Linked DNA regions of Mus musculus: region 2 is linked to region 1. A link is a loop called in an ENCODE intact Hi-C map of the cell type or tissue named here. Cell type or tissue: left cerebral cortex. All regions are shown on one strand. Each heading gives the region's core, and the rest is flanking DNA. Links, peaks and the distances in the headings are about the cores only.

The links. A loop is a pair of places that touch in the nucleus more often than their neighbours do. Peaks named below come from ENCODE experiments on the same cell type or tissue, not always from the same donor. Only the 100,000 strongest peaks of a DNase experiment are listed, where the experiment ranks them.
Region 2: a loop joins it to region 1, with 2.5 times the contacts of the local background. A loop is called at or near these places in 2 of 42 quality-filtered maps.

What each region holds. Positions count from the first base shown.
Region 1 is chr15:41,391,505-41,396,897 of GRCm38, reverse strand. No RefSeq gene overlaps it. Among named protein-coding and RNA genes, the nearest start is that of Oxr1, 53 kb to the left of the region's middle. In left cerebral cortex, for the core only: a CTCF peak has its summit at 2,794 (motif pointing right); a DNase peak (open chromatin) is centred at 2,770.
Region 2 is chr15:41,198,566-41,203,958 of GRCm38, reverse strand. No RefSeq gene overlaps it. Among named protein-coding and RNA genes, the nearest start is that of Gm46502, 27 kb to the right of the region's middle. In left cerebral cortex, for the core only: no CTCF peak of the experiment used is centred there; a DNase peak (open chromatin) is centred at 2,891.

The sequences.
Region 1 (5,393 bases), core at 195-5,194:
TGAGGAAGAGTGATGACACACAGCTAGAAAGAAAGAAATGCACTGGCTGGTGTTAAATATCAGGAGTTGGAGTAATATAGGGTAACAACTTACTGTATAATTTCGGCAAAGACCCTGATGGGCCTGACCAAGTAGCTGTAGTACCACTGACATGCACAGAGAGACAAAGAGAACACACATGTCCTGGGCTTGGGAGTGCTTGATCAGGATGGGTAAGATATGGGTTGGAAAGGTATAGCTGTCCGAAGCCACAGAGAACTGGGTTCCTGAAAGGAAAGCTGGGGCTGTATGGGATGGACGGTGAGAGAAGAATGAGACCAAGACAAGTTTCTGATCAAGGTCCAGTGTTTACTTTTGATTCTGAACTTGAAAAGGGCAGGAAACCCATCCCCCACTATGCCAGGATCTCATTGCTTTGTCAGGATCTTGTCTCTTTGTCAGGATCTCATCAGTACAACAAGCTCAGGCTGCTCAGCAGGTAGGAGTTTCTTGCAGGAAGATTCCACCCTAGGTAGGCTAGCCGGCTGTGGCAATAAACAAGGTCTGAATCAGCCCACTCAAAGTTGGGGGGAGGGCACAGAAAGGGAAAATCTATATGTTGGACATCACCCTCTTAAGATTCATGATTTAATATCATTGCTAGAACATGGGAGATGATGTAATGAAACTCGTAGTGATATACTATCAAGTTTGGCAGGTACAGAGGGATGGGTCAGAAAAGGGGCAAGTTTAAAGAGCTGCTGTGCATCCAGAATTAAAAAGAAACATATTTATGAAGTGCAGCCCAATAACAAGACCAGTAACGCCCCTCCTAGGCATAAACGCTAAAGCTTCCACTGTCACTGTCATGGGCAGTGGAAGCTGGCCACCATCGTGTTGGTATGGACAATCTGTCAATATTGTTGACACTACTTTTGGATCATAAATAGTTTTCCAATAACTTATCTTAATTTCATGATTTTTAGACTCAGTTTGACTGCCTGAACTTGAAGCACATGTCTATATATTAGTGGTCCCAGAAAAATCAATCAACTTGGAAGTTTGGCTTTTCAATAGAAAATGGTTTCTGTTTCTTACTCATAATCAGAGTGTCCCGAGCTAGTGTCTCGCCGGCAAGAACACACTCGGACAACCGGATTCTTTTACAACAAAGCTTTACTGCTTCATCAGAAGGAAGACCCCGAACCCGGAAAATGGCGCTGCTTATATACCCCTCTGCACGGCGTGTCAGCACCTGATTTGTTGCTCGCCCATCACCTCATTGCTACGCCCCAGGATGGGCAGTGACTTGGCACGAATTTACTCTTGCACCTACACACATTACTTGTTCACCAGTTAGGCACAGCGGAGGCCAGTGCCATCTTGTAATGGCGATTGCTCACGGCTCTCCACATCAGAGGACTTTAATGGAAAGATAAAGATCCAGATTATTAAATTAGAAAAACTAATGTCCTGTGCATGGATGCCTCTGTGCTCTCAAATTTCTGCTTCAGGGACTGGGAAGATGGTTAAATGCATAAGATACTCATTGGACACACATGAATTGCAAACCAATTGAATCTTTGGAACTTATTGGTCAGTTCACTCACTGAGTCAGTGATCTTCCTGGCTTTCATAGCACTTGAAGGTACACAGAGATATATATACAGTGTATGTGGAAAGGAAAGTGTTGAAACATCTTACCTAGTAATGAAACCTGTGAGGCGCAATCATGTCCTATTTTGTAAGGTATACATATTGATACAATTGTAGTACAAATATTATGAGGTTACCAATCACTTTCTTTGTGGACTTAAGGCCTACTCCATAGGACATATCTCATTCCTATACTCATATACTCAGTACTATAAAGTAGGTCAAGAAAGCTTGGCTGTGGAAGTCATAGGTCCTGACAATTCTTTTGGTAAATGGACACAGTATAAAATTGTCATTTAACTACTTCTTGTTATACTCATGGATTGATAAAGGTTTCAGTCCTCGTCAGAGAAGCTTCTTTTTACAATGAGTAGAGAGTAATACAATGACTTATTTCAGGTCAAATAAGAAGTATAAATAATAAGTAATTATGTAGTGTCTTAGTCAGGGTTTCTATTCCTGCACAAACATCATGACCAAGAAACAAGTTGGGGAGGAAAGGGTTTATTCAGCTTACACTTCCATACTGCTGTTCATCCCCAAGGAAGCCAGGACTGGAACTCAAGCGGGTCAGGAAGCAGGAGCTGATGCAGAGGCCATGGAGGGATGTTCTTTACTGGCTTGCCTCACCTGGCTTGCTCAGCCTGCTCTCTTATAGAACCCAAGACTACCAGCCCAGAGATGGTCCCACCCACAAGGGGCCTTTCCCCCTTGATCACTAATTGAGAAAATGCCTTACAGTTGGATCTCATGGAGGCATTTCCTCAACTGAAGCTCCTTTCTCTATAACTCCAGCTGTGTCAAGTTGACACAAAACTAGCCAGTACATGTAGTGATCAACCTTCAATGGGGCATTGTGTCATATTTCTGCCACACAAGGCTCAAGGAACATGAGAAGACAGAAAGGTATTATGAGATAAAAGTTGAGGAACACTTATGCACTATGTCTTCTGGACATGACACATTCATGGTGTCAGTTAACTCATAGTGGCTCTTTACTTTTACCAGATCAAGTCATTCAAAATTCTAGCTTGAATGGAGAAGGGGCTCATGAATATCTACAACTAGTAGAGGAGCTATTGACAATAGACAGCTGCTGGAGGGAGAACGTTGGTTTTCTTTAGGAAGTAGCTCCTGGTAAGTAGTATATATTCCAGTAGATGGCCCTACATCCATGCACATACGGACAGCATTAACTGCACACAGTGGATTAAAAATAGAGGCATGAACTTAGAGAGACATGACTAAGGGTCTGGAGGAAGTAGTAAGGGATAAATATGATGTAAATACAATGCATAAGTGTATAAAATAATATATGAATAAATTAAAGATATATTTAAAGATAAAATAAGATCCATTGAGAAAGACAGCTGACATTGAGCTTCCACAGATACATAAACATATGAACAAGTAGATATACCATATACATACATATATACATACACACATATATTAAAACAACAACAAAATTTAGAAAAACCAATTAAAACCTTTTATCTAGTTATCTCAGCATATTGTAGCATATGCATATATGTTTAATTCTCCAGGAATACATTTAGAATTTGAGGTCATATACTTGGTATTCTTGAACATGCTCTCCTCCAAACTGAACTTTAAATATTTTCTAAAGAATAAAAAAGCTCAAAACAGCAGGAAATTGCAGACTTTCAGGTAGCAAAATTTATACAAGGTGAACAAACTCTAAGTTAAAGCAAAAATACATTTGTTTTCAGTTTGAGAGCAATTCAAATTTCATTACTGGAATTTAAGAATCAACTCTACTCACTTGGAAATTGGCAATGTACTATATAAATTAAAATAAGCTATGAAAACAATACTTGTATCAGAGCCATGAGAAATGAAGCTTAAAAATTCAAATTAGTAAAACGGAATATTTTGAAGCTATTAGAATCTGAACTTAGGTCTTTCATAAAGCAGTGAGGCATTATATCAGAAATAATTTTAATTTTCTGAGACACCTTCAAATAAGCTCTTAAATATAGTTGCTCCACAGCCTCCTTTTTACACACAAGAGATTTAAATATGAAGACATAAAGATTGGCAGAAAAGACAGGTTTTAAAATTTTTGCACAATGTCCATGGCAGTAATGAAAAAAAAAATTACCCAGTGTGTGTGTATGTGTGTGTGTGTGCGTGTGTGTTGCAATCTTAGTACTCCTTTGTGTTGTAAGTTTGTGTGTCAACAAAGGTTATAGAAACATAAATTTCTCATATGAATGTATGATATGAGAACAGTTGAGTGATAAATCTGAAGATATCCTTGTGTCTGTCAGAGTCTTGCTATACATTATGTGGGAAGACTGAATTGCAGGTTTTGATACCTATAAGGAATTATTACATGAGTAAATCATTGATATCCATGACCTGGGATTATCACTCTAATGTCTAAACAAATGATCTCAATAAATCATTGACCTATGTCTGGTAGTTCACCTGATATCTATAAATCTATTCCTATAGAACATTTCCTCTCTCTCTCTCTCTTTCTCTCTCCCTCTCTCTCTCTCTCTCCTTCTTCTTCTTCTTCTTCTTCTTCTTCTTCTTCTTCTTCTTCTTCTTCTTCTTCTTCTTCTTCTTCTTCTTCTTCTTCTTCTTCCCTTACCTCTTCTGCTCTCCCCACCTCTCCCCTCCCCTTCCCTTTCTTCTCCTTCCCCTTTGCAGGGATCTCTGCAAGAAAGAAATCCAATTCAACATGATGCAGTAGTTGATATCCATTCAAAATTCAAGTTTCTAATACCTGCAAGTTTATTTTAGGCATATTTAAGGACACACACAATTTTGCAAAAAGTTTCCAGGTGAAGATCAATTCAATCCTATGTGTTCAACAAAGCTTAAGGCATAATTATATTGAAACTCTTTAAAGTACATATGACCTCTTCCATAAAGATGGATTCTATTGATTGAGAAACAATTCTCAAGGTAAGGATCTAGAGAGACTAGCTGAGATAAACATGAAAGTCTGAGGAAGTCAGGTGTGACCTGGTCCTATAGATAGCACCAATCACCAGGCTATTGACTACATTTGATCCCAGTCTTCTGGAAAGAAAACAGGTTACACATGGCTTAGTTAGGGTTTTACTTCTGTGAACCAACACATGACCAAGGTAACTCTTATAAGGACAACATTTAATAAGGGCTGGCTTACAGCTTCAGATGTACAGTCCCCGATCATCAAGGTGGGAATACTACAGCATCTAGGCAGACATGGTACAGGAGGGCTGAGAGTTCTACATCTTCTTCTGAAGTCTGCTAGCAGAATACTCACTTCTAGGCAGCTAGGATTATGGTATTAAAGCCCACACCCACAGTGACACACCCACTCCAACAAGGCCACACCTCCTAATAGTGCCACTCACTGGCCCAAGCATATACAAACCATCACACATATCTCTTCTGTTGAAGAAAAAACCCCGAGTATTTAACATTTCTGTTTTCCCTAGTGTTTTTCCCTGTGAGCACAAGAACCTCTTGCCCTCTACACCTTCTCTTCTCTTTTCTTTCCTTTCCTTTCCTCCTGTCCTCTCTTCTGCTCTCCTCTGCTCTCCTCTGCTCTCCTCTGCTCTCCTCTGCTCTCCTCTGCTCTCCTCTGCTCTCCTCTGCTCTCCTCTCCTCTCCTCTCCTCTCCTCTCCTCTCCTCTCCTCTCCTCTCCTCTCCTCTTCTCTTTTCCTAAGAAATTCATCTGAGAATGGGAAAAGAAAATACAATGTTACTTTAAGTCATCATTTCCCAGTTCCAG
Region 2 (5,393 bases), core at 61-5,060, 190 kb after region 1:
TATTGGTAGGTACCTTTATAAAAATCTGTTCTTCTTAGGTTTTCCTATCTAAATTCCTAATAATGCTTGCATGCTTGATTGCTTTTAGTAGAGTTCCTTGCACATAACAGAAGCTCCATGAATATGTGTTGTTGGTAAAAATTGGAGATACCCCGATAATTGAAAAGAAGTACAAAACTGTTTTGTTTACTCATCTGTTGTTACCCTGGAAACATCCATAGACATTCTATTTAATGAATTATGCAAGTATGTGTGCATGTTCATGTGTGTTCAAGTGCACGTGTGTGTGTAGCTGCACATGTGCATGTATTCATGCATGTGCAGACCAGAGGTCAACCTTAGGTGCTGTTCCTCAGAGGCTATCTACTTTTTTTCCTTACTTTTTTTTGGAAAAGGGGTCTGTCATTTTTCTGGAACTCACTTAGATGCCCGGTTAGCTGGTCAGTGAATCCCAGTGTCTTAGTCAGGGTCCTACTGCTGTGACCAGACTCCGTGACTAAGGCAACTCTTATAAGGACAACATTTAATTGGGGCTGGCTTACAGGATCAGAGGTTCAGTCCATTATCATTAAGGCGGGAACATGGCAGCAACCAGGCAGGCATAGTGCAGGAGGAACTGAGAATTCTACATCTTTATCTGAAGGCTGCTAGGAAAATACTGGCTTCCAGGCAGCTAGGACAAAGCCTATGCCTACAGTGACACCCCTACTCTAACAAGGACACACTTACTCCAACAGGGCCATACCCTCTAATAATGCCACTCCCTGGGCCGAGCATATTAAACCATCACACCCAGAGATGTGTGTGTGTCCACCTACACAGTGCTCAGATTATAAGCTTATGCTATGAATTCAGCATTTTTACCATGAGTTGTCAGTGTTGAACTTAGTATCTCGTATTTGTGAGACAAACACTTTAATAGCTGAGCTATCTCCCTAGCTCTAGAGATTTTACTTTTTATGTCATTTAGTCACCATACCTAATAATATAATATATACTATATAACATGATAGTTTGTGCATAACTATTTATTACCTTATGTGTTATCAGCATGAATGCCAAGAACAAAGCACAAAGCCAAATGAGGTTGTTTCTCACAGAGGAATAGCATATGATCAATGTATACCGAGAACCACAGTGAGCCAACTTAACAAGATGCTGACGCTCTGACTGATTGTACTTGGGTAATTCACAAGTACGTCAGACATGCCCTGGATTACAATATCATCTGGCTAGAATAAGATGCTGATGTGCTTGCTGATTGTACTTGGATAATTCACATCAGACATGCCCTGGATTACAATATCATCTGGCTAGAATAAGATACTGATGTGCTTGCTGATTGTACTTGGTTAATCTGTTCAAATTAACCAAGTACTTTCATTGTAACAGTAATTTCCACTTGCTTTATATGAAAGTGCTTTGAGAAAAGAAACTGAGAATATAAAGTAGCATGGCTGCTGTTTTTTAGAGGGTGATGGATTTCTGCACAGTCCTTTCAAGTTAAAAGGATATGTTTAACTAACAGACACATCAACCACAGTCATTAAAGAGAGACATGTTCTGAACTCATACCCAAGCATTGATCATGGGGAAAACTGTCATGAATAAAGACTAAGTACTAGATCATCTTTGAGAATATACTATGTTCTGGTGTCTAAGATAATCTTGTATAGTACCATGACATATCTAAGATATTACCTATATCTGTATCTCTGGGTTTTAAAATATCAGTTACCTAAGAATTTAACAATTATTAATCTTATTTAGGGATGAAGTGAGTGAGACATAAATATGTTTGCTCTATGCCAGATAACTAATGTCAGTCAGCGAGTATAATTTGTCTGGTATCAAAGCTTAATCATTACCCAGTCTTACAGACCGAGACAACATTTAAGGGCCATACAAATGATGTTTCAGCAACATAAAAGCCCTGCCATTATTACCACACGTACACATCTCTCATATTCAGTCTTTTGTCCCCTTTCTCTGGACTTGGCGGAATGATTCAACCCAGCTTTGCTACATTTGAAACTCCAACCAGATTACCTCATTCTTGCAAACTCTAGTCCACTTTAGTGTTGTCTGCTTCACTACAAACATGCACTCTCTGTCCCTATATACACATCTACTACAACATTCACTGTAAGTCACTACAGCTATATTTTTACATTTTAGTCTCCTTCATTAGAGCATGAGCAATACACTAAACACTGTCGATCAATAATGTACCCTTACTCTTGGCTGAGGTGTATAGCCCACACTTAGTAAGGAGGAATTGAAGTGAAATCCAGCCAGGCAATTAGTCAGATTTCTCTGCACTCCACATTTAAGGTAGATTACATTAAGTAATTAAAAAGATGAATAGAAATCAAGACTAAAAATTTGACCAACCAATATGAACTTTAGGAGGGTATAATAACAATAACACTGCGACTTCATTTTAATCAAGAGAGGTTCCAAGAATAAATTTGTAGAATTTGACTGATGAATTAACTGCATACTATTGCACTATAATAATTCTGTGTGTGTGTGTGTGTGTGTGTGTGTGTGTAACTATTATAATGTAGTCAAGATCCAGGAGAACAGAAAAACTATTTTTGTATGATTACATGAGAAATCTGTTATACTTACCTATTTGAGAATTTCACTTATGAGATTAGGTAATTTTTAATAGCATAGCGTCATAATGGACATATTAAGGTAGCTCAATCTGAATCTTGTTTTTATATAACTAAGGAGCAACATTTTCTGTAACTGAAGCTAGCTGAAATGATTTCTATTTTTAAACTTAATTTACTTGCAGTCAAAGCAATTTAGCTTCATGTACGTAGGACTTACAGCATGCTTACTGGCAGCTCCTTAGAGGAGCTGGATATGCCGGTTAGCTGTTTGTCAACGTGGCACCATCTAGAGTCATCTGATGGCAGAACCTCAACCGAAAAAGTCCTTCCATTATATTGGCCTGGAGACAAGCCTGCAAGACACGGTTGTGGTTAACAACTGATGTGGGACTAGGAAGCCAGGAGAAGCAAGCCAGGAAGCAGTGTTCACTGACAGCCTCTGCTTCAGTTCCTGCCTCGAGTTCCTGCTCTGATTTTTCTTTAAGGACGGGTGGTGATACTGGTGATATGGAAGTGGAAGGAGAAATACATCCTTTACTCTCTAAGTTGCTTTTGGCCATGGTGTTTTACTATGGAAATAGAAATCTAACTAAGCACCAGATAAGATCACTAGCAACATAACCTATATTTCATGTGCTACAATACTAAAATACATCCACATAGACATCTCCAGTCCTTTTACAATATAATTAAAGAAACTAATTTAGAATACAAAAGATAAATATATCTCCTAGTTGAGTTATTAACAGGAAAAATATGAAAACTGTTGGATTTAAATGTCAATGATACTCAAAGGTTTCCTTCTTCTGTTTTGAGATCTGAAATGTAAATTTTGTTTCATAGTGGAATTTTTTTAAAAAATATCCTCTTAACCTTGAATTTATGAAATTAGTTTAAGTTTACAACTGCACTACTACATCCAAAAATTCATAGTGGATAACATCTATGTATTTTTAAATGATAATTGAGAATGTGCTTTTGTTAAATAAAATATTCCCACCTGTTCAACTAGCAGACTATTTTTCATGCACAAGAAGCAGAGTTTGGTTCAAGTAGGAGTGTTAAAATAATGGGCCCTGCTTAACAGGAAATTATGTACTCCTGAAGAGAGCACAGATCGGATCAGAGCCCGTGAGGGCACAAGAGCTAAGATTACAAGTTACATGAGTTGAATTTCTTCACCTAAATATAGCAATCATGAGTCTAAGAGATAAAAAGTCATAGAGTTGAATATTGTACCTTTGTGCAAATATGATGCACAATTAATCATTTTATGTACAATTAATTATTTTATGTATACTAATTGATTTATACAAAGTGTATAACTAGACATCGTCTATTACATCATCTATTAGCACCCCTAGTTCAATATTATTACTCCTCAGGTTATATTTTCTGAGAACTCTAATTGACAGAACATCCTCAGCATCCCTAGAATTTATATAGTTAGGTTCTTTTTATTTAACACCTTCTTCTCTCATGACATTTAATGCGGCTACACATGAGTCTAACACAGTGGCTGTGTCACGCCTGCATTTCTGTTATAAACACTTTATATTACAGATGAGAACTGTTTCATAACGATTTCAGTGAACCAGTAATAATTCCATAGTGCTAGACTTATCCGTTGACAAAAGAGAACTGTGATCGTCTGGATGGAATCTGGGTTCTGGCAGGGGATCTCTTACACCCTCTAGAAAGCACGGCATCTTTGCCCAGCTGGTTCAGACTCAGGTGAGTAATAGACTTCTGAAGGCTCCAATAAGTAAAGCCTTTAAGTATATTTGCAAAGCAAAGATTTAAAACACCCAAATAATATGAAATGTGCAATAAATTGATCCACTTTAGAGGGGGCTCTTCTTCTAGCATGTCACTGTTCCGTGCTGTATAGGTATTTTAAATAGATACTTCAAAACAATGTTTTTATTACGTAAATGTTCGTGTTAACCCAGTGTTTATTTGCTTGTTTTGTTGTTTTTATTTTTAATAAATAATTTTATTGGCTTATCTTCACACAAATATTTAAATTGTCTTCCTTCCCTTCCTCCAGTTCCTTCCAAATTCATTGCTGTGCTCTTAAGAAACAAAACAACAAAGAAGCAAAACCAAAGTACAGAAATCTGAGAGCTATTGATTGAGAGCTACAGAATCTATTGATTCACCACAATTGAAAATCTTTCACATCCTGAATAGGATGTAAAGTCAAGTGGTGTCCTATTTTTGTCCTATATCCAAAACTCTATTTACCATAAGCTGAAATATTTGGCCAAAGCACAGACTTCCTGCAGAATAACATCTCTTAGATACTATTTAAGATGGTAGTAGGTGTGGTCAGGGGACATGTCTAAGGAGATGTCATCTGAACTAAATGTTGAAATATGACAAGGACCCAGGTGTTTGGAGATGTTTTAAAAGATTAACTCAGGGAGTGATAACAGTCATGACTAAGGTCCTGGCAGGGAAGGTGTTAATATGAAGCTGCATGAGGGCATAGAAGCTTACAGTTGAGTAAGCACAATGCCTTAGACTCAAGCTGGGGTCAACCTCCTTAATTCGATGAGTTTAGTCAATGCAAGTCCTTTGGCAAATTCAGGCTCAAAAACAAATATTCTCTTTCCTGTGCTCAACTTTTAAAATTTAAAACAGTCTGCTACCTTAACAGCAGAGCAAAATTGATCATTTTATTATTCGTAGAAAAGATATCCAATTCCATTCCTCACTCCCAGGGTCAATTTCTTCTGCCTATCTACAAACTGACATGAATTGATA